3 separate regions of the Homo sapiens genome follow, and regions 1 and 3 are each linked to region 2. Evidence: chromatin loops called from intact Hi-C (ENCODE). Cell type or tissue: ascending aorta. All regions are shown on one strand. Each heading gives the region's core, and the rest is flanking DNA. Links, peaks and the distances in the headings are about the cores only.

Region 1 (5,000 bases), core at 1-5,000, 740 kb before region 2:
CAGAGAGGGGAGCCTGTGGCTGGGTGTTTCCCAGAACAGGGCTGGCTCAGAATGGCTTTTTCTTTTTCATTCTTAGACGGGAGGTGCCTGCCCAAAGGGAAGGGTTTCTGCTAAAGTGGGTGAGGGCAGGTTTGGCCGTGGGGGTGCTGAATTCATGTTCTGTGGGAGGGTTAGGCCTCCTCATTCCTGCATGAGAGGAGCGAGCTCCAGAGCGGGGCCCGCAGCTGCAGAGACCTGCACCAAGCCACCTGGAGGTGTTGGCACCAGCCTGGGCCAGACCCTCCCCGACCCAGGCCCCTGACCAAACTGCTGCCCTCCTTCCAAGGTGCAGGATGCCCACATCCCAGTCCCGCACAGACGCATCAGAGCTGGCCACCAAACCAGACACCCCAAAATCCAACAGCAGTGCCCTGCAGGGACAGACGAAGCCCCATGTGGGTCAGTCCATGTCCGGGGGGTCCTCAGTACCCAAGTGCCTTCAGCTCAGCCGGGTTTCTGTTCCAGGGGGGCAACAACGCCGGCCACACGGTGGTGGTGGATGGGAAAGAGTACGACTTCCACCTGCTGCCCAGCGGCATCATCAACACCAAGGCCGTGTCCTTCATTGGTGAGTGCCCTGCCCCGACCTGTGTGTGAGCAGGAAAGGGGGTGTCAGCCAGCCCAGGAGCCCCACGCATGGGGGCACGGGGCACCAGAGCCTGGTGATGACTGCTCTAGCAGTAGGCTGGACCCCAGCCTCCACCTGCCCCACCAGGCACTGGTGCACAGAAACCTGCATAGCCCGGGCCTGGGCTGGGAACGCAGCTGAGAGGACACAGGGCTGATGGGAGGAGGGGCAGAGTCACATCCACCGCGCAGGAGCGGGAGTGCCTGATCCCTGATCCCTGATCCCTGATCCCTCACATGCACATACTTCCTGTGTGGGCATGGAGACCACACGCCCATGTGCCCGTGACTCCATGTGCATACCTGTGAGTGAGTATGTGCTTGCGACAGGCCTGGCTTCTCGCTGCGTGGCGACCAGGCTGTGTGGACAAGGCCGTGCCCTCCCCGGCCCTGCCGAGCCATGTGGCCGTCCTCTTGCCTGGGCTGCTGTGGCCACGTGGCAGGCCTGGTTCCAGCCCCTTCCCAGTCCGTGCTGCAGAGGGACCTCCTTCCACATCGCCTGCCCCCTCCTGGGTCCGGACACAGCTCCTCCCCTGCAGCCACCTGTGACCACTCAGTGCTCCAAGAGGCGAGCCACCTCTGTCCCCAGGGTTCCGTGGCTCTTTCCCTCCTTCTCTCGGTCAGAAGCCTGCTCTGTGCACCCTGGCCTCAGCTCTTAGCCCAAAACCCCCTTGCTCAGAGAAGCTTTTCCTGATCCCAGTGGCCAAGCCAGCCAGGCCCCTTCTTGTACTTTCCCTTCCAGCTGTTTCCAGACTTCAGCAAGGCCATCCTTGTGATGTATCTGACCCCTTCCCAGCCCGTCAGGAAGTGGGGGTCAGGCGCCTCAGGTGTGTGCCCAGCAGATGCATGGGCCTGGACCCATTCAATGTGAGCAGAGGGAGGAAGATAGCGCGGAGGTGGCTGCCGCAGGGGCCATGTGTGGTCAGGGGCTGAGCTGGAGTGACTCACCCAAGACCATCCCCTGGGGTGCAGACCCAGTCCCTGGCCCTCCCAGCAGTGGGGCCAGGACAGTGTGGGGGCGGTCCCTAGTTCACAGCAGGGAGGCCCTAAGCAGTGAGGTGGCCTGCCCGCCATGTCGCAGGAGCCCCTAGCCCTGGCAGACTGGGCAGTAGCGCTGGCTGGCCGCTCCGGGTTGTGCTGCAGGAAGCCCTTCTCCAGCCGCCAGCCTCGTCCTGCCCAGCCCTGGGCCCCACATGGCAGGAAACAAGGCCAAAGAGGCACCGCTTAGCAAGCGGCAGGACGTGCCAGGGCTCACACAGACACCCTGAGCTTGCAACACTCCGGGCCTCTGCCGCGTGTTTATTTCAGGATGCCGTGGCATTTGGGTGACCTTTTGTGCTCACCATGGCTTGCGTCGTCTCCGGGTCACTCTCGTCTGGACTGAAGTCCCGTCTCCCTCAGCTGAGCCTGTGCCATGGCCAGCCTCAGCGGGAACTGGCAAAGGGAAAGGGGTTCCTTGGGGAGGCAGCAGGGGTTTCTGAAGGCTTCATCTTCAAGCAAGGGGTTTAGAGCTCAGGAGTGTATTTGTGTTTTTTTGTTTTTTGTTTATTTTGAGACAGGGTCTGGCTGTGTCACTCAGGCTGGAATGCAATGGCACAGTCCTGGCTCACTGCAGCCTCAACCTACTGGGCCCAGGGGATCCCCCTGCCTCTGTCTCCCAAGTAGCCAGGACTACAGGCTTATGCCACCGCACCTAGCTGATATATATATATATATATATATATATATATATGCATTTTTTTTTTTTTAGAAATGGAGTCTTGCTGTGTTACCCAGGCTGGCCTCCAACTCCTGGCCTCAGGCAATCCTCCTGCCTCAGCATCACAAAATGTTGGGATTATAGGCATGAGCCACCATGCCCCACCAGAGCGGTGCATTTGTGACAATCGATGAACCTACACTGACAGGTCATGATCACCCAGAGTACATAGTCACCTCTGGGTTCACACTTGGTGCTGTACATTCTACCAGTCTGGACAAACGTATGCTGTGTATCTGCCACTATAGTATCGTACAGAATTTTTTACTGTCCTAAAACCCCCGAGCTCCACCCATTTCATTCATCTCTCCCCCCTCAACCCTCGGCAGCCACTCACCTTATGCTGTCTCCTCAGTTTTGCCTTTTCCAGAATCTCAGAGTTGGAATTGTACAGTATGTCGCCTTTTCGGATTGGCTTCTTTCACTCAGTAACATGCATTTAACTTTCCTCTATGTCTTTTCATGGCTTGAAAGCTCATTTCTTTTCAGTGTTGAATAATACTCCACTGTCTGGATGGACCACAGTTGATTTCTCCTTTTGTTTACTGATGGGCCTCTTGACTGCTGCCGAGTTTCGGCGATTATGAATAGAGCTGCACATCTACGCGCAGGTTTCTGCAGGGACATCAATTTCCAGCTCCTTAAATACCGAGGAATGTGTTTTGCATCCATCACCACCATCCACCTCCAGAACTTTCTTATCTTCACACACTGAAATGCTGAAATATCAAATAACTCCCCAGTCTCCCTCTCCCAGCCCCTGGCGCCTCCCATTCTACTTTCTATCTCTATGAATTTCACTTTTCCAGGGACTTCATATAAGCGGAATCATCCTGTTTGTGTCCGTTTGTAACTGCCTTATTTCACTCAGCATAATGTCTTCGAGGCCTGTGTCAGAATTTCCTTCCTTTTTTAAGGCTGAATACTCTTCCATCGTATGGGTAGACCGTGTTCTGCTTACCCATTCATCTGTCAATGGACAGCTCTTGGCTACTCTGAATAATGCTGCTATGAACATAGGTGTGCCCATTTCATGCTGGGTTGTTTTTTGTTGTTGTTTGTTTGCTTGTTTGTTTTTTGAGACGGAGTCTCGCTCTGTCACCCAGAGTGCAGTGGCAGGATCTCAGCTCACTGCAACCTCCGCCTCCCAGGTTCAAGCGATTCTCCTGCCTCAGCCTCCCGAGTAGCTGAGATTACAGGCATGCGCCACCATGCCAAGATAATTTTTTGTATTTTTACTAGAGATGGGGTTTCACCATGTGGGCCAGGCTGGTTTCGAACTCCTGACCTCAAGTGATCCTCCTGCCTCAGCCTCCCAAAGTGCTAGGATTACAGGCATGAGCCACCGCACCCACCCATTTCATGCTGTTCTTAATGTATGTTTTCCAGTGTCTGGGACACAACTCTGTCTCTCATGCCTCTGTCTCTCATGCAGGCAACGGGGTGGTCATCCACTTGCCAGGCTTGTTTGAGGAAGCAGAGAAGAATGAAAAGAAAGGTAGGTCCAAGCTCCTGCAGACTTGCCCTGTCCCAGACGCGGTGCCCTGAGCGGTTGTTGGCTGGAGCCTTCCTGAGGGTTTCTCCCACGGAGGGGACTGGCAGGGGTGGGTTCCCAACATAGCTGGCCCAGCTCATCACCCGCCGGCTCTACCCGCGCAGAAAGCGAGTGAGCTGGGCAACCCAGAGGCCTCAGATGCTGGTGGCCTCAGCATCACGGGGCCAGGTAGCACCTGGGAAGTCCAGGAAGGAGCCAGGGACCTGGACCAGACACCCAGTGGGAAGTGGGGACTGCTGGCCTAACTATGCCTGCAGGGAAGGATGTGGCTCCTGGGGGCTCTGCGGAGCATCTGGCCAGGCACGCAGAGGCCAGACCCACCAGCTGGGGGTGTGGGCAAGTCAGACCTAGTGTGGGCAGGGACGGACGGCAGCCTGAGTGGGTCTGGGAGGACGCTGAGCTGCAGCCTCAGGCTCAAGGGCGGGACGGGTGTGAAAAGAGCAAGAATGTGATTCTGGGGACATGGGCACCAGGGGGTACCCAGACTGAGGCCCTGAGGGGGCAGGTCACCTTCAGAGTGGCAGCAGCTAGGGAGGAAAGCCGGGCACTCACACCAGCTCTGGCTTCCCAGCCTGGAGTGGGCGAAGCCTGCAGGCACGAGAGTGGGCATCCTGGCGGCGGGGTGGAGTGAGGGTCCGGGAGTCTCAGCTGGGGAGGAGACAACGAGGGGCGGGTCTGCCGCTTGCTGCGCAACAGAGGTGGCCCTGTCAGCCTCCTCCCTGCATGCCTTACCTGGATGGGAGCCGGGCGAGCTAGCCCAGCTCTGGCCCCTCACGTGTGAGCTGCAGCGCACCTGTGAACACTGACCCACCTGTGTGCCGTGTCCCCGCAGGCCTGAAGGACTGGGAGAAGAGGCTCATCATCTCTGACAGAGCCCACCTTGGTACGTTTCCCACTGGAGTACAGGGAACAGCCCCTCCTGCCCCCACCATTGCCAGCCGGCCCTGCTCCTACATGGCCACCGAGATCAGGGAAGTCCCCAAGGCCTTCTTGCTCCACATGGCTCCATTAGCTTGTACA
Region 2 (7,932 bases), core at 1,234-6,233:
GGCCCTTCCTGCCCCTCCCCACCTCTTCCTGCCTGGCTCCCTAGGGAGGCCCCTGCTTCCATCCACTGGGAAGCAGTCCAGTAGCCCCAGTGTGGGGGTGGGAGGCAGTGGCAGAGGGTCCCGGACCCTCAGCAGCTGCCCTCAGATCTTCCATGCCAGTGGCAGCCAGGGGCATTACGGCGGGGGGAGAGCTCAGGGTTTAGGACGAGGAATCCACAGACAGATGAGGGTCCCGCCTGGAGGACCCACGGGGACGGGGCCTGGCCTTCCCATGAGGGAGCTGGAGGTTCTGGGGCTGCACCTTTGACTCAGCAGCGGGGTGCTGCCAGCCCCATCAGGGCCCAGTTGGTGGGGATCAGGGGCGTGTCAGTGCGAGGCAGGTGTGAGAGGGAGAGCAGCATGTGTTGAAGCAGGTGCACTGCAGAGGCAGGTGTGTGAGTGTAAGAGAAGTGTTTGAGGGAATGACAGGTGGGGGAGATGCATATGTGTGGGGGGAGGCAGGTGTGTGGGGGGAAGCGGGTGTGTGTCTGAGGAAGCGGGTGTGTGTGGGGGGAAGCGGGTGTGTGGAGGCGGGCGTGTGGGGGAGGCGGGTGTGTGTGTGAGAGGAAGGTGTGTGGGAGGAGGCAGATTTGTGGGGGGAGGCGGGCGTGTGGGGGAGGCGGGTGTGAGGCGGGTGTCCGGGAGGCAGGTGTTGGAGCGCGGGCAGGTGTTGGAGCGCGGGCAGGTGTTGGAGCGCGGGCAGGTGTTGGAGCGCGGGCAGGTGTTGGAGCGCGGGCAGGCTCGAGCACAGGCCCCTTCACCGCAGGCACTGAGGGGACTAACAGGGCAGCCCCGGGCCCCTTCTCAAAGGCGGCTCTAGCGGGGTTCCAGGGCTGGGGGCGCTGAGACCCAGAGGGAGAACAGGGCCTGGGGGCGACGGGCTCCTCCGGGTCTCAGAAGGAGGGGCAGGGCCCGCCAGGTGGAAGGAAGGCGCCTGGGAGACCTCCTGAAAGTGGGGACCCCCGGAGCGCGTGGGGGTGGTGGCTGCCAGGTGGGGGCGGAGGGGGTGCGGGGCGCGCCCCGGCCCTGACCCCCCTGCCGCCCCTCCCGCTCAGCCGAGAAGGTGAGCTCCCTGGGGAAGGACTGGCACAAGTTCTGCCTCAAGTGCGAGCGCTGCAGCAAGACGCTGACGCCCGGGGGCCACGCCGAGGTGAGCCCCACTGCGCGGCGCGGGCGGGGGCGGGGGTCGCGACTCCCGCCACCCTCAGGCAGGGTCCTGACCCGCGCCCCTCTGCGCAGCATGACGGGAAGCCGTTCTGCCACAAGCCGTGCTACGCCACCCTGTTCGGACCCAAAGGTGAGCTCCGGCTGCCCTCGGCCTGCCCTGGGACCTGCTGGGAGGGGCGTGGCGCTGGCGCTGGGGAGGGCTGGGGGTCCCGGCCGCCGTGGATCCCCGCCCAGAGTCCCTGCCACCCTGGAAAGCCTAGTGCCCCCCAGTCCCCAGCGGGCCGTTTTCTGAGATGCCCGGTGGCCGCGGCCCCCACCCCACGTACCCCCGCCCCACGTACCCCCACCCGCAGGCGTGAACATCGGGGGCGCGGGCTCCTACATCTACGAGAAGCCCCTGGCGGAGGGGCCGCAGGTCACCGGCCCCATCGAGGTCCCCGCGGCCCGAGCAGAGGAGCGGAAGGCGAGCGGCCCCCCGAAGGGGCCCAGCAGAGGTGGGCTGGGCGCGGGCTGGGGCTGGGGGTTGTGGGCACGCGCGGGCTGGGGCTGGGGGTTGTGGGCACCCCCGGCCCCGCCCCGCCCTGACTCGTGCGCCCCACAGCCTCCAGTGTCACCACTTTCACCGGGGAGCCCAACACGTGCCCGCGCTGCAGCAAGAAGGTGTACTTCGGTGAGTGCGCGCCCGGGCCCCGGACCCCCGCCCCCGCCCCCGCCCCGGGGCTCGGCCTCACTCCTCCCCCTTTCCAGCTGAGAAGGTGACGTCTCTGGGCAAGGATTGGCACCGGCCCTGCCTGCGCTGCGAGCGCTGCGGGAAGACACTGACCCCCGGCGGGCACGCGGAGGTGAGGGGAGTGCAACGGGGCTTGGGGGCCGGGCAGGGGCGCGGGGTCGGGGGGATGAGGGTGAGAGGCGCGCCTAGAGGGGATGGGGGGTGGTGCTTCTGGGAGCTGCGCTGCCCTCTCCCCCACGGCGAGCCGGCCTGCACGTTCTGGAAGCCTCCAGGTGATGGGTCGGGGGAGTCTGTGGACTCCTCCCTCAGCACCCACCTTCTGCCCCAGCACGACGGCCAGCCCTACTGCCACAAGCCCTGCTATGGAATCCTCTTCGGACCCAAGGGTGAGTGTAGCCAGGGTGGTCCACGATGTCTTCCCTGCCCTCCCCTTCCCTCCACTGTTCCCCCGACCCACCCCAGCGGCCTCCCTCCACAGGAGTGAACACCGGTGCGGTGGGCAGCTACATCTATGACCGGGACCCCGAAGGCAAGGTCCAGCCCTAGGCTACAGCGGCTCTCATGATGTGGGCTCACCTGCGCCCCAGACCCTGCAGGGGCCCCCCTGCTTGGCTCTGCTGGGAGAGTGCTCAGCCGCCCAGTCCTGCCTGCAAGCCCAGGGCGAGTATTGGAGGAGGGGCAGCCACGGGCAGAGCACCATGCCCATCCCCGAGTCTCTGGTGTGTCTGCCCCCTCTGGCATCCTCTGGGCGTCCCATGATCCCTTCTGTGTCTGCGTGTCCGAATCCCCGTGTGACCCTGTCCCAGCATTTTCCCGCCGACCCTGCGTGTCCCCGTGGCGCTGTCCGCTCTCCCTCTCCTGCTGCCCACCCACCTGCCAGTGTTATTTATGCTCCCTTCGTGGGTGATGGCCACGCCCTCACCATGTCCCTGGCAGAGGGCTTCCCTCCGGGATCCCCTGCCTGGTGCCCACACTGCCTCGCAAGCGCTCGCCACCCTCACGTGGCTCACCTGCTGTTGAGCCTTGTGCTGTCAATAAACGGTTTGAGGATTGCAGGATTGTCTCTGCTTGTGGGATGGATGCAAATCCCAGACCAGGGTCCCTTTCTCCGGTCCATGCGTGCTCCCAGCCAACACCCCTGGGCCTGGCTGCTAGTGGGGGTGGGCTCTTCTCCTGGGGGTCATAGTGGGAGGTGGGGCCCTGGGATGTTTCTGAGCAGGAGGGAGGGATGGGGGCGGGGAGCGTGGTCTCCGGTTTGGGTGGTGGTGCCCACCCAGATGGGGAGGCAGTAAGAACGCCAGGCTGTGGGGAGGTAAGGAAGGTGGGAGGCATTCCGGGGCCAGGGTCCTGGCCAGGGTCAGGTGAGGGTGGGGTCCATGGAGGACAGAGCCTTGGAGAAAAGTTGAACCTAGAACCCTGAAAATACCAACAGCAGGCCTGAGAACCCGGAGCTGCCTGGGTGTGTGGACCCTGGCAAGCGCAGGAGGGGTCCGCCCTGAGAGCAGAGTGTGGCTGAGGAGGGAAGGGGGCCGGGGACCAGAGGAGGGGTCCTGGGCAGAGAATGGGGAAGCCGGCGAAGGTCGGGTGGGACAGAGGTCTCTGGCAGCCCCAGACTGGACTGGGATGCGCAGGAGGGTTTGGGGGCTCTGGTCAGAGCAAGGACTGGAGAGGCTCAGCGTGGCTGTTTCCAGCTTTTGTCCATAGGGTGATGGACAGGCTTTTGTGGACAGGCCTGCCTTGGGTGTGGCCCAGGGACAGAATCCCTGCCCAAGTGTTCTGGTGAAGGTTTTAGTGATGACCGACTCGCCCCTGGCGTCTTCATGGTCCAGGCTCTGCCCTTTCAGCCAGGGGCGCTGGCGGCTCCAAGGAGCTCTCCCCTCCCCCGCGCCCCGCCTTTGCTGTGCGCCACTCCTCGGGTGCCCACTAGAGGGCGCACTGTCCCATTCTGGCAGCACAGAGCAGAAACGTGGAGACCTTCCCCAGTGGCTGAGCCCTGTCCTGGCGCCATCTGGACTTCCCACCTTGGTTTATGCTCCTCTGCTCCTGGCACCACACCGAAGTTGCCTTGGCCCTTCCTTCAGTGAGGGGCACTCAGACCTGGCCACCTCCAGGCCCCTGTCCCCAGTGCTACAGGGTGGCCGGGGCTTTACGCCTCTTCCCTGCTCCCAGCCGTTGGCACAGCTCCCTGCCTGGCCACCCTCCAGCCCATGGGCTCAGACGGAGCTGAGCCTGGATGCTGAGCCCATTGTCCCGAGAGCAGCCATCCATGTCCTGGCGGGGCCTGGGCTGGCTCCGGGGTCCAGCCGTACCACAGCTGCCCTCCAGCCAGGCACCCAGTGCGGTCTCCTCCCACCTGGAATTCAGCCAAAACCCCCGGGGCCTGACGTTGCGGAAGGGACGGCCAGTCCCCAACCCCAGGCAGAGGGGAGGATCAGGCAGGTTCCAGACCCCTGCTCACAGGAGAGGCTGGGATGGTTCCCCTTCTCATCCCCTCCTGCCAGGCCCAGGCTTCCTTGTGTGTGTTGGGGGGTTGTTTCGGGAGAACTGAGAATTTCCGGAGTGCCCGTCTCCGCCCTTGCTGCGGGCTCCCAGGGTTGCATGGGAAATTCCTGCTTTCAGCTTGGCGGGGCGGGGGGCGGGGGGGGGACTGGAGGGCTCAGCTGGACCCCCCTCCCTTGGGAGCCTCCAGTGGAAACTATGTCGTGAGGAGAGTGGTGGGTGGTGTGCCCTTCTCTAAAACCTGGGCGGCGGTGGGGGATTTGTGTGCCAGAAGACCTTCCAGGGTCGGTTGCGGGGATGATGTGGGTAAGGGGTCTCCTCCAGAGATCAGCCCCTGACCCCGCCAGGGACAGCAGCACCCCCGACCCCAGGTCTGGCTGGGGCAGGACCATTTCCTGCGGGGCCGGTTTGAGGATGACGCCTGCCTGCCGTGTTTGTTTCCAAGTCATTGTCATGGAAACCGGGGCGGTTGTTGCTACTGTTTGTCTGGACTGCGTCGCTAGGCGGTGTTGCTGGGGTTGGCTGGGTGCCCACGGCACTAACAGGGCTCGCTTGGTGTCTCCAGCTCCAGGAAGCTATGCCCTCCCAGCCGCCTGCCAGCCAGGTGCTCCCTTGGGTGCCCACAGACCCAGATATCCCCTAAAAGGGAGGGGAATCTGGAATGGGCTCTTCTGCCTTTGGGCGTGCCTGCTTCTCTGTCCCTGCCTTGGGGGCTGCTCTGCCCTCAACCTTCACTCTCTTCTACTTGGACCTATGCCTGGCCAGTGAGGCGGCTCTGAAATGCTATCTGCTCCATCCCTCCCCTTCAGAACCCCTGGGAACCAAGTCCAGGGATCCACAAGGCCCTGGTGCCCCATGGGGCTAAGCTCACACCCCGGCGCTCTGTTGAACCGAGCTGTGCCGCTCCCCGTCTGTACCCCCACTGTCCAGTCTTCCCGTGTCTCCTGGCCAGGTCCCTCCAAGGTATCCCCCACTCCAACCTGGGCTGGTGGGGCCCTCACTGGTGCCCCCAGCCAGGCATCTTTGTGGGGCCAGCTCAGCCTGCAGCTACCCCTGTCTCCACTTCTTCTGGCCCCTGCCCGGGACCCCCAGCACCCTTCCTCCAGGCCCTGCCCAGCCAGTGACCGCAGCATCGGCCCTGGGTACCCCTGCTCCCAGGGTCTTCCCTAATTCCTGGACCCCTTCGGACTCCACACAGCTGGGACTAGCGCCCCTGACCCTGACCCTCCACAGGACTTGGTGGGGCACACCTCCCTCCCGGCCCTGGGTCCAGCTTATTGGGGGCCGGCGGTAGCCTGAGAGGTGGATGTGAGGAAATCACCCAGTGCCGTGGGCCCCTAGCTCTGGACCGTGGAGGGCTGGGCACAGGCAAGGGCAGGCTGGAGGACCAGGACGGCCAGGTATGGGCAGCACTTTTCCCAGCGCCTGATGGGCTTCCGGTGGGGATGTGGGGTCCAGCTGCCAGGCGGGGAGGCTGGAATTCCAGCCTCTGGAATTCCTGGGCTATGGCTGTAGGATGCTGGGTACTAGGCCCAGCCTCAAGAGAGGGGAGGGAGGTCAGGGGCACCCCATCTGGCCAGTCTGTGGAAGCCAGGCAGGGGTGCAGCCCCGCTGGGGGCAGGGCTGGCTGAGGGAGCCCCCTTCTTCCCTCTTTCCACACCTTGCCACGTCTGCTCTGGGAGAGGAGGAACTGCGCAGCCTTCCCACCTGCTCGGGGCTGGAGGTGAGGCCTGGAGGACAGGAGGTGCCTGTCTGGTAAGCCTGTCCCATGCCAGCCCCATGCCAGGTCTGCCCAGGGCAGGAATGGCCACTGAGCCCAGCACGGCCAACCGGGGCCAGACCACAGGCCAGACAGGGGGTCCCGGGAGACAAGCAGCTGAAAATAGACCCTGGGAACTTGGGAGTGTCTGAGACTCAGCTGGGCCGAGAGGGAGGGGCAGGGAGGTGGGCCCTGGGGAGGCCTGAGCTGGGCGTGGCCGGCTCCGCGCTGTCCTGGCATGCATGTTGGCAGTGCAGGGCACCTGGTTGCAGAGCATCCAGGACAGGCCTGGCTGGCCTGCAGCCCCGGGAGGGCACCTCACACCTGCCCACACTCTCAGCCTGGGCATGGGGCAAGGGGAGGTGGTGGGGAGGGCTCCAAGGACAAGGAGGGGCATCTCAAGGCAAGTCCCCAAGCTGAGTCTGCAGAGGAAGGGGCTGTGGGCCCAGAGGAGCAAAATGTTCCTAGAGGGGTGGACGGTGGGATTCCTCAGGGACAGTGGGGCCCAGCCCTGCCTCCTGGGTTACCCTGGTTCCTGGAGCCCAGGCCTGGCTGCAGGCTGCCGCACCCCAGCCCCTGTGGGCTTCAGCCAGAGGGCCAGCAGGAGCAGGCCAGGGCGCAGGGATGTGTGCAGAGGGCGGGCTGAGCAGACAGAGGCGGCCTCCAAGATGCACCCGGAACACTGCAGCAGCCCCCGCCACCCCCGGGTCTAGGGCCCTCTTGCTGTCCAGGTGCAGGGTGGAATGTTCTGGGCATAGAGGCAGCCTGGGGCGAGCAGCTGCGGAGCTCCGAGTCCCTGCCCCGACCACTCTGTCCTCTGTTTGTTCCTGAAACAAATGCCACCAGCACCCTGCAGAGTGGGCTGAGAGGTACAGGGGCTGGGGTTTCCAGCCAGCCCAGTGGGCCTGAGTCAGGCTGGCCCCATGGACGAGGTCAGTGCCCTGTCCTAGGTGCATCCCCGGCCAGGTGAGAGCTGACAAAGCCTGAGGCCTAGTGACTGGGCTGGGGCTGGTCGGGGGCAGTGTGTCCCGGAAGCCGGCAGGACCCTGACCTGCTCAGATGGAGGTGGGCGTTGGGGGTGGGATGGCCTGAACACGGAGTGTGGGTGGAGAAAGGAGCTGGAAGCTGGGGTCCTGCAGCTGATGAGGGGTCCCCACCCCCAGAGCACAGGGTAGATGGGGAGCACAGGAGAAAGGGGGTCTGAGGGGCATGTCAGTCTGTGGCTGAAGTTTAGGAAGGGTTCCAGGGATCGTGTGTATGTGACTGTGTGTGTGTCTCTGTGTTATGTCTGTGTCAGTGAGGGTGTGCGTGTGTATCTGTGCATGTGTCTGTGTGTATCTGTGAGTGTGGGTGTCTGAGTTGAGTGGAAAAACTGCTGTGAGCCAACACAGAAGGCGTGGCCCCACGGCGAGGGCATCCTGCCCCCCACCCCACCCGTGACCATGGTGACAGGAAGCAACAGCAGGGAAGGCCAGGAATGGACTCATCACCCTGGTTTTCAAGGAGGGGCTCCTCCATGGGCAGGGTGGGTTGGAGTCCAGAGTGTGGGGGAAGGGACCATCCCTGGGGGCGGGTAGAGGGGAGGACAAGGACTGGGTCATTGTCCCTATCTGCCCTGGCTAATGTCCGTACATGAGCTGCAAGGTACCGGGCCAGGAGCTGGGATGGGCTGGGGAGGAGGCTTGACAGAAATATGGGCGGACAACTGCGAGAGGGACCACACACATGCTCGCGGGGA
Region 3 (7,806 bases), core at 1-5,000, 800 kb before region 2:
CCCTGGGGGTGGCCAGCTGGGGTGGGCTCCCCACTCCTGCCTGGCCGTAATCAGGGAGCCGTGCCTCGGGATGTGGGCACACACTCGTGCACACGCACACCGTCTCAGCAACTGGGCTCTCCTGAGAGTCCCCTTCCCAACCCACAAAACAAGACCTGCCAGCGCCCCCACCCCTTCCTCCCACTTCTGTCCCCCTCCCCATAGCCCTAGGTACAGCTGCAGAAACTGAGGCTCAAAGGGGTCAAGTCCCTTCACTCCATGTGGCAGAGCTGGGGTGGTCAAGAGACCCCAGACCCCAGCTGAAGCCTCCCGCCCTGACATGGGAAGCCGCTCCTGTGGGGCCTGAGCAGGTGCCCAGGACCAACGGGCCAGCCCAGGTGAGAGGCTTCCTGCCAGGAGGCCCTGAGGGTGACCTGGCCAGGGACACCAGTGCTCAAAGGTCCGGGTGGGTCCCAGCCCCAGCTCACCCTCCGTTTGCTGGCAGTGGCCCCTCTACTCTCCCCCAGGACTCCCGACAGCTCTGCAGAGAGGCCTCATCCCCACCCAGCTGGGCAGACTCCGACCTTGCCACCGGGTGCCTTCCCATTCTCCTGGCTGCCAGCCACTCCCCTCTTGCAGCCTCAGTTTCTGCATCTGTAGGTTGGGAGTAATGAGATTCCCCAGCCGGCCCGCTGGGAAGGCTGGGCATCCTGGGGGAGGGAGGGGGAAGGGAATGCCAGGAGCTGGCTGGAGCCAGGTCAGGGAGGCATGGGCCCAGCCCCAGCCGCAGCAGCCACTCTGTGGGCCCAAGCAAGCCCCGGGCCCTGGGCCTGTCCATCTGTAAGCAGGGTGATGGCACTGCCGGGCGAAGTGGCTGAGGGTGGGCCCAGCCCAGCTGCCCTCCCTAGGCATTCATCAGGCCCAGCGCTGGGGCAGGGCACCCAGCCCACACCACATGGATGGGGATGAACCTCCAGCTGGGCTGCCCGACAGGGACAGAGGCAAACAGGGCTCCCAGGATTCCGGGGCCAGCACAACTCTGTGGCTGCCGTAGTGTCAGCTCCAGGCCCCAGAAAGGACTGCAGGGGACCAGGCTGCTCCTGGGTGACCCCAGATGTCCTGGCTCTTCTCTAGGGGATCTTGGGCTGAACAGGGGACTGAGGCCCCAGAGGAAGGCAACACAGGGTCAAGACGGATCCCTGAGGGTCCCCAGTCATTTGTAAATTACCTCTGCCCTCTGCAAAGTGTGAATGCTGATTCCTCGGCCTCTGCCCAAACATATGCACTCTCTCAGGTTCACGCTCACACATCCCCTTACCATTCGGCAGACCCCACCGGCTCTGCCCCAGCTCACCCCCTCCACCTGGCCCTACCATCCTCTGCCCCTCACCAAGGGGGACCCTCCAATCCAATCCCATAAATCAGGGTCCCCGAGCTGCACTCAAAGCCTCCGTCACCTTTCCGTGCTTGTGGAACAAACCCCCCCTCCGTCTTCTGACTCTCACCCCTCCCACCTCAGTGTGTGCAGAGGAGCCTTCCCTGCACACAGCTGAAGTGGCCCTGTGTCCCCTACCCTGGACTTTGGCCAGGCCATTGACCAGGCTGCTGCCTCCACCCATGCCTTGGCATCTGGGTCATTTTTTATTGATGGTAGCTTGGCCCGACTTGGGGGCTTCACACACACCTCCCGTCCAGCAGCCCTAGGAGGTGGGACTGTTATCACCACCCCTATCTCAGCAGGCAGCAGAGCCAGGACCCAGACCGGCCCAGCCACAGCACCCTCCCACTGTACCACGGGACTGCGCTGTTCACAGGGCCACTCCTGACCTCTGGGGAGTCCCTCCAGGTAGGCCAGGCCAGGCCTGTGCTCTGTAATGCAGTCCACGCAGGGCTCCCTGCTGCCCGGGGCAGGGCGGTGGTCCGACAGCTCCCACCCCTCAGGGCCCGTGCACCCGCAATGCCCAACCTGCCCAGCCCACCCAGCCCAGCCACCGTCAGAGGGAGGTTGGCGATGACTCAGGCCTTGAGTCAGCAGCATCGGATAAGGATGCAGCCAACCCTCTGCCAGCATAAGGGATCCCCAGACAGCCCCGAGCTCTGCTAGCTGGGCTTGTGGGGACCCCTGGCTGGAACCGAACCAGGCTCATCAGCGCTCAGGAGCCCGGGAGCCACCTCCCCGGGAAAATTCACATGCACACACACACGCACACGCGTGCACACAGAGGAGGCCTGCCATCAGGGTGGGTGGGGCTGGACTAACACCAGCCCAGGGAAGAGAAGCCAGAGATGGTGGGGCGCGGTGGGCAGTGAGGCGGGGTCTCAGCTGGAGGGGCTCACTCTGACTGTGGAGCACCCATGTGCCTCCTAAACAGAAACTCCACACAGGCCAAGGAAACAGAGCTACCAGCTGACTCACTCTCCCAGCAAACACCAGCTCCTCCCCGAGCCAGGCCCTGGAAGAGAAGTCAACATCACGAGCTGCCATCTGGGGGGTGGCACCAGGCTGTGAAGGATCCACAGACTGGCATATGCAGGAGGAAATGGGGCGGGCGAGGAGTAAGGACCCCAAAAAGCAGGGGTAGGGAAGGGCCCTCCCAGCGCCCCACTGTAATAGGGGCCTCATCAATGCCCCATGCTCACTGAATAAAGCACTGCCAGCGAAAGGTGAAAAGAGGAACAAAGAACATTCTCCTGGACGCCACCCACAGAAAGCCACGTGCAGGCTTGGCCCTCACCTTGGGGACCTTGGACACGGAGCTGGTTATGTCACATCTGGCTCTCAGAGCTGGGGCAGCGTCTAGGAGGCCTGATGTAGAAAGCACTCAGCTAAGCCCTAGTTACCGGCACACGGGCACCAGCGCCCCCTCTCAGCAAACTCCACGTCTTATGAAATTAGCACTGGATTTCCACTTCAATTGGAAAATATGGCCAAGGTAAGAGATCAGGAACGACAAGGCCAAGCTGGGGTAGCCGAGAAAGCAGAGCAGACACGGGGGCGGAGAGGTGGCTGCAAGCATCTGAGTGCAGGAGGCACAGGCCCCTGAGGTCCCGGAGGGCAGCACGCTGGTGCAGAGCCGGGACAGCCTGGGGTTCACTCACTGGAGAGGCAGGGTGGGCGGGGCAGGTGAGGATGGGGGCTGGAGCCCATGACATCCCCTTGGTTGCTGAGCATGGCTGACCCCTGGCCACACCCGGCCTGGACGTTGAAGTCTAACTGGGGAGCCAGGCAGGGAGCCAGGCAGGAAACCGGATGCAAGTGGAGATTCCAGGCTGAGGCGCTGTGGGAAGGAGGGGAGCTGTCACTCTCCCAAGGCGGGAAGTGGGAGGGGCTGGGAGTCTCCAGGGAGGGGAGGAGGGCCTGGAGGAGTTCCCTGGGGTGGGGGTCCCAGAAGAGCCAGCAGCCTGTGCGGCGGCATGGGAAAGACCCCAGTGCCTGGCGAGGAATTGGCACAGCCAGTGTATGTGGAGTCAGATAGGGGTTTGGGGTTTGGGGTTATTTTTAACCCGTAAGTCTCCCTGCTATTCTACAGGAGAAAGGGAACGCTGTGCCGGGCGCTCAGGAAGATGCAGGCAGGAGGCAGCAGTGTGGGGAGGGACAGGGAGGGCCTAGGGGCTGGGTCAGAGCCTTGCCCAAGGGGCTTTAGCGGGGAAGTGCTGGCCTTCCCACCCCTCCTCTGGAATCTGTCACCTCCCACCCTGGAAGAGCTCAGGAGCAAATGGATTCCTTTCCATGAAAAAAGCATAGTGCCTGGGGCTAAGCAAAGCCAAGACTGGCAGATAAGGTGCCCCAGATGAGCAGGCAGCTGCCTGCAGTGGGGCGCGGGGCAGGGCCAGGAGGCGGGAGGGCGGCAGGGAGCAGGGACAGCCATCCGGCCTTTGGGATGGGCAGCACCCCTGGAGGCGTGGGGAAGGCAGAGCGGGCTGCCTGGCCTGCAGGCCAGGTGAGGGGAGAACGCAGGCCAGAATCCAGCCATAACCTGGCTGCAGGTCCCATCCAGGTGGGAAGAAAGAGTCTGATATACTTCCAAGCTAGCAGTGAAACTAGGAGGTTCTGTAAGAACTGGGGAATTATTTACCCTAACTCAGGAATGCTCACCGTGAAACCAAGCCCTCACCTAGGGGAAGGGCCACCCCAGCAGTGGCCACTCCTAAAATCCTCACGTCCCCCCCGGACAAGTCTAGCCTCCAGGATGGAAGAAAGTCAGCCAACCCTAGGATTATCACGTCTGGGTTGAACTGAGGGGTCTTCTGTGCATGCAGCCTGCGCTAGTGGCTGGGGCCTCCGCAATGTTGGGTGTGCCTGGGATAGCTCAGAGTAACACGGCTATACGGCACTCAGGGTTGGAAGGGGAGCCAGGCTCCTCTGGCTCTGAGCTCAAGCGGTCCACCCTCCCGAGCCTCCCAAAGTGCTGGGATTACAGGCGTGAGCCACTGCTACCTTAATAAACTAAGTGTTAATGTTGAAAACCCAAGGAGCAGCAAAGGTCCTCAAAGACACAGAGACCTGGGGGAGGGGTCTGCGGGTGGCTGCAATGGGGGAGGGGAGGGGTGGAGGGGAGGAGGGGCCCTGGGGAGGCAGCACAGACTGGTTTGTAGAGTGACCCCTCCGTGGCTTCCTGGTGACCCTTCCAGAATAAATCCCAAGCATGCATCCTCCTACGTGCCTCAGCCTGGGGCTGCCACTCCCTGCCTCCCACCGTCCACTCCAAGAGCCTAGCTCCCCTGGGTGCCTGGGTCCCCCACCAGGGGTGTCAAAGCAGAAGGCTGGCATCAGTGACCAGCACACCTGAAGGCCCTGGAGCCGTGGGGCAGGGAGGGAGGTGTTCAGGGAAAGATGGGAGGGTAGAGGGGAGAGTGAAGGAGAAGGGAGAAGGCCCGCAGGGGAGGGCAGACAGTCGCAGTGGTGTCCTCATTCCAGTCACCATTCCATTCATAAATACTTCTGAAACCCGCCCCCCTCCCCACCACACACACACAGACACACACACACACACACAAATTACCTCCGGAGACTTTGGAGACCTACAAAGTCTTGGCACTACATCTCTTCAAAACACAGTCCAGTGGCCAAAAATCACCTGCAAGACATTCTAGACTTTATTTCCTTCCCTCCAAGATCATCAGGCAAGATCCAATTCATCAGCCTACAGGGCCTGCCCTGAGCCCTCTCCCCCTCTCCCCTTCTCTGCCGCCCCACCCCTGCCTCTTCTGAGTCTGCAGGGTTCAAGGCCAGAAGCAGAGCAAGTCAGAACACAGCTACACGCAGGCAGACTATGGGTTGGGGTGCGGGTGGGTCTCAGGCACTTCCCTGCTCTCAAAGGAGCACCTCCAGGGAGCCCATCTGGTGCTCCCTCCAGCTCCTCAAATTCCCAACACCAGGGTTGCAAGGCCCAGTGTCTTCTCACCTCGTTAGGTGGAGAACCCCTTCTTTAAGCAAAAGATGGCACGGACCCCCGACATAAGACAGTTCAAAGCTGAGCGGCTCTCCCCATCATGCAAGTAACCTGCGTGCCGCCACGGGAAACAGCACGCATCCCATCTGGACTCCCACCAGACAACTGAGGCAACCGAGAAGGAGGCTGGGGAGGGACAGCTCGAGGGCTCACTGGAGGTCAGCAGGGAGGTGGACTGCGTCTCCCGAGGGCCAGCACTGGCTTAGCCTGCTCAGTGAGGTGCCCGAAGGAGGCCCACCAGCTCTGCCAGCACCCGGCCTCTGCACCTCAGCTTTCAGCGGATAGGTTTGTGCAACGAAATATTTCATAGAAATCAAGAAACATGAGTGAACGATGCACACCACCGCGTGGATGAGTCTCAGAGACTGTGGAGCGAAAGAAGCCAGACACAAAGGTTGACATTTACACGCAATCCTAGAATGACGGCTCTATGGTGGCAGAGAGGAGAAAAGCAGTTAGCTTTGGCAGGTGCCCACGGAGGGGGCTATGCAATGGAACTTTCTGGGCCCTGGAGGTGTTGCAGAGTTTGCTATGGGTGGTGGTAGTTACGTGGGTTTCTATGAATGTAAAAACTCTTGGTGTGGTAGACCCAAGCTCTGGGCACCTCACGCATGCCATGCAGCAGCTCGATCTGTGACAGCGAGTCCTGTGTTCCATGATATGGCTGCAAACACTTGACAGAGTGAATGCCGAACCTCTGCTCCTAAGGGAAATAGAGGGCCAGGTTCCTACGAGCCTCTGCTCCAGCCTTTTCAGCAACCAATCAGTACACAATAGAGTTATTTATGTGTTTCTGTTAATATATGTCACTAAACTCCCGGCCAAGAGCACTACAACTCATGCCTGTACAGAGCCTGTCCAACACATGTATTTTCTCCATAGGACACATCATCTCAAAAGCAAGTATTGATCTTATTTTATCTCATTTTCAAGAGATGCAGACTGTTCTTAAGCAAGTACTGGTTTTAGGTTTACAAATACATTTTAGCGAGTAGGCAAATTTGCAAGTACAGAATCTGTAAATAATGAGATTCTACTGTATGTGTGTGCAATATTCAAATGAAGAGGACAGAGCTTCCTGCCTGACACAAGCCCCTGACTGACTGCCCCACCCACCGTCCCTTCTAAGAGCAGCAGCCTGGTCCCAGCTCTTGCCTTCCCTCCTCAGACCAGGGATAAGCCCTGACCAATGTCTACCTCCTGCAGCCAGACACAGACAGGCTGACTCAGGTGCTCTTGGAGTTTGAACTGAGAAATGCAAGAGAAGCTTGCAAAATGCTGAGAGGCTCCACAAGGGGCTGCTGAAGCCCCAGCAGGCAAAGCTGCCAGCTACAGAGCAAAAAGCCAAGGGAGGGGCAGGGATGTTGGAGGAAGGACCTGGCTGGAGGTGACTGGGGGCGGTCGTGTCCTTGTCAGCAAGCATAGAGCAGAACAGCTGCCCAAGGTGCCACAGCTGGAAGGGTGAGTGGGTGGATGGGTGGATGAAAGGGTGGGTGGGTGGGTGGATGGGTGGATGAATGGGTGGGTAGGTGGGGGGATGGGTGGATGAGTGGATGATGGCTGGGTAGGTGGATGGGTGGATGAGTAGGTGGATGGATGTGTTGGTGGATAGGTGGGTGGGTGGATGGATGAATGGATGGGCAGATGGATGGATAAGGGTGGGTGCATGGGTGGATGAATGGGTGAGTAGGTGGGTGGATGGGTGGATGAGTGGATGATGGGTGGGTAGGCCGATGGGTAAGTGGATGGTGGGTGGATGGATGGATGGGTGGGTGGATGGATGAATGAATGGGCAGATGAATGGATGAGGGTGGGTGGGTGAGTGGCAAATGGGTGGGTAAGTGGGGGGATGGGTGCATGAGTGGATGATGGGTGGGTAGGTGGATGGATGGATGGGTAGGTGGGTGGATAGGTGGGTGGGTAGGTGGGTGGGTGGATGGACAAATAGATGGGCAGATGGATGGATGAGGGTGGGTGGATCAGTCGGTGGGTAGGTGGTTAGATGGGTGGATGAGTGGATGATGGGTAGGTGGATGGGTAGATGGATGAAGGGATGGGCAGATGGATGGATGAGTAGATGATAGGTGGGTAGGTGGATGGGTGGATGGGTAGGTGGATGGATGTGTGAGTGGATAGGTGGGTGGGTGGATAGATGAATGGATGGGCAGATGGATGGATAAGGGTAGGTGGATGAATGGGTGGGTAGGTGGGTGGATGGGTGGATGAGTGGATTAAGGGTGAATAGGTGGATGGGTAGGTGTATGGATAAGTGGATGGACAGATGGGTGGGTGGATGGATGAATGGATAGGCAGATGGATGGATGAGGGTGGGTGGGTGAATGGGTGGGTAGGTGGGTGAACAGACGGATGAAGT

What was found. Peaks named below come from ENCODE experiments on the same cell type or tissue, not always from the same donor. Only the 100,000 strongest peaks of a DNase experiment are listed, where the experiment ranks them.
Region 1: a loop joins it to region 2, with 2.9 times the contacts of the local background. A loop is called at or near these places in 2 of 110 quality-filtered maps.
Region 3: it touches region 2 in a loop (2.6-fold over the local background); 4 of 110 quality-filtered maps call a loop at or near these places.

Annotation. Positions count from the first base shown.
Region 1 is chr14:104,734,516-104,739,515 of GRCh38, forward strand. ADSS1 (adenylosuccinate synthase 1) reads left to right here. Exons shown (of 13, transcript NM_152328.5): 2 at 505-607; 3 at 3,861-3,923; 4 at 4,813-4,863. LOC124903396 (a long non-coding RNA gene) reads right to left here and starts at 2,999. Exons shown (of 3, transcript XR_007064365.1): 1 at 2,763-2,999; 2 at 2,010-2,100; 3 at 53-626. In ascending aorta, for the core only: no CTCF peak of the experiment used is centred there; a DNase peak (open chromatin) is centred at 1,926; H3K4me3 peaks cover 761 bases; H3K27ac peaks cover 5,000 bases.
Region 2 is chr14:105,477,172-105,485,103 of GRCh38, forward strand. It overlaps CRIP2 (cysteine rich protein 2), which reads left to right. Exons shown (of 8, transcript NM_001312.4): 2 at 1,095-1,189; 3 at 1,279-1,336; 4 at 1,560-1,700; 5 at 1,808-1,876; 6 at 1,954-2,048; 7 at 2,265-2,322; 8 at 2,415-2,991. The coding sequence ends at 2,482. Among named protein-coding and RNA genes, the nearest start is that of CRIP1, 5.7 kb to the right of the region's middle. RefSeq lists enhancers at 3,646-4,367, 4,036-4,145, 4,926-5,245 and a silencer at 3,756-3,905. In ascending aorta, for the core only: a CTCF peak has its summit at 3,859 (motif pointing right); DNase peaks (open chromatin) are centred at 3,850, 4,310 and 4,910; H3K4me3 peaks cover 2,718 bases; H3K27ac peaks cover 4,310 bases.
Region 3 is chr14:104,678,671-104,686,476 of GRCh38, forward strand. It overlaps a transcript of INF2 not described here. Among named protein-coding and RNA genes, the nearest start is that of MIR4710, 4.8 kb to the left of the region's middle. RefSeq lists enhancers at 2,154-2,710, 2,355-2,404, 2,765-3,054. In ascending aorta, for the core only: a CTCF peak has its summit at 2,874; DNase peaks (open chromatin) are centred at 1,991, 2,421, 2,691, 3,231 and 3 weaker places; H3K4me3 peaks cover 3,055 bases; H3K27ac peaks cover 4,800 bases.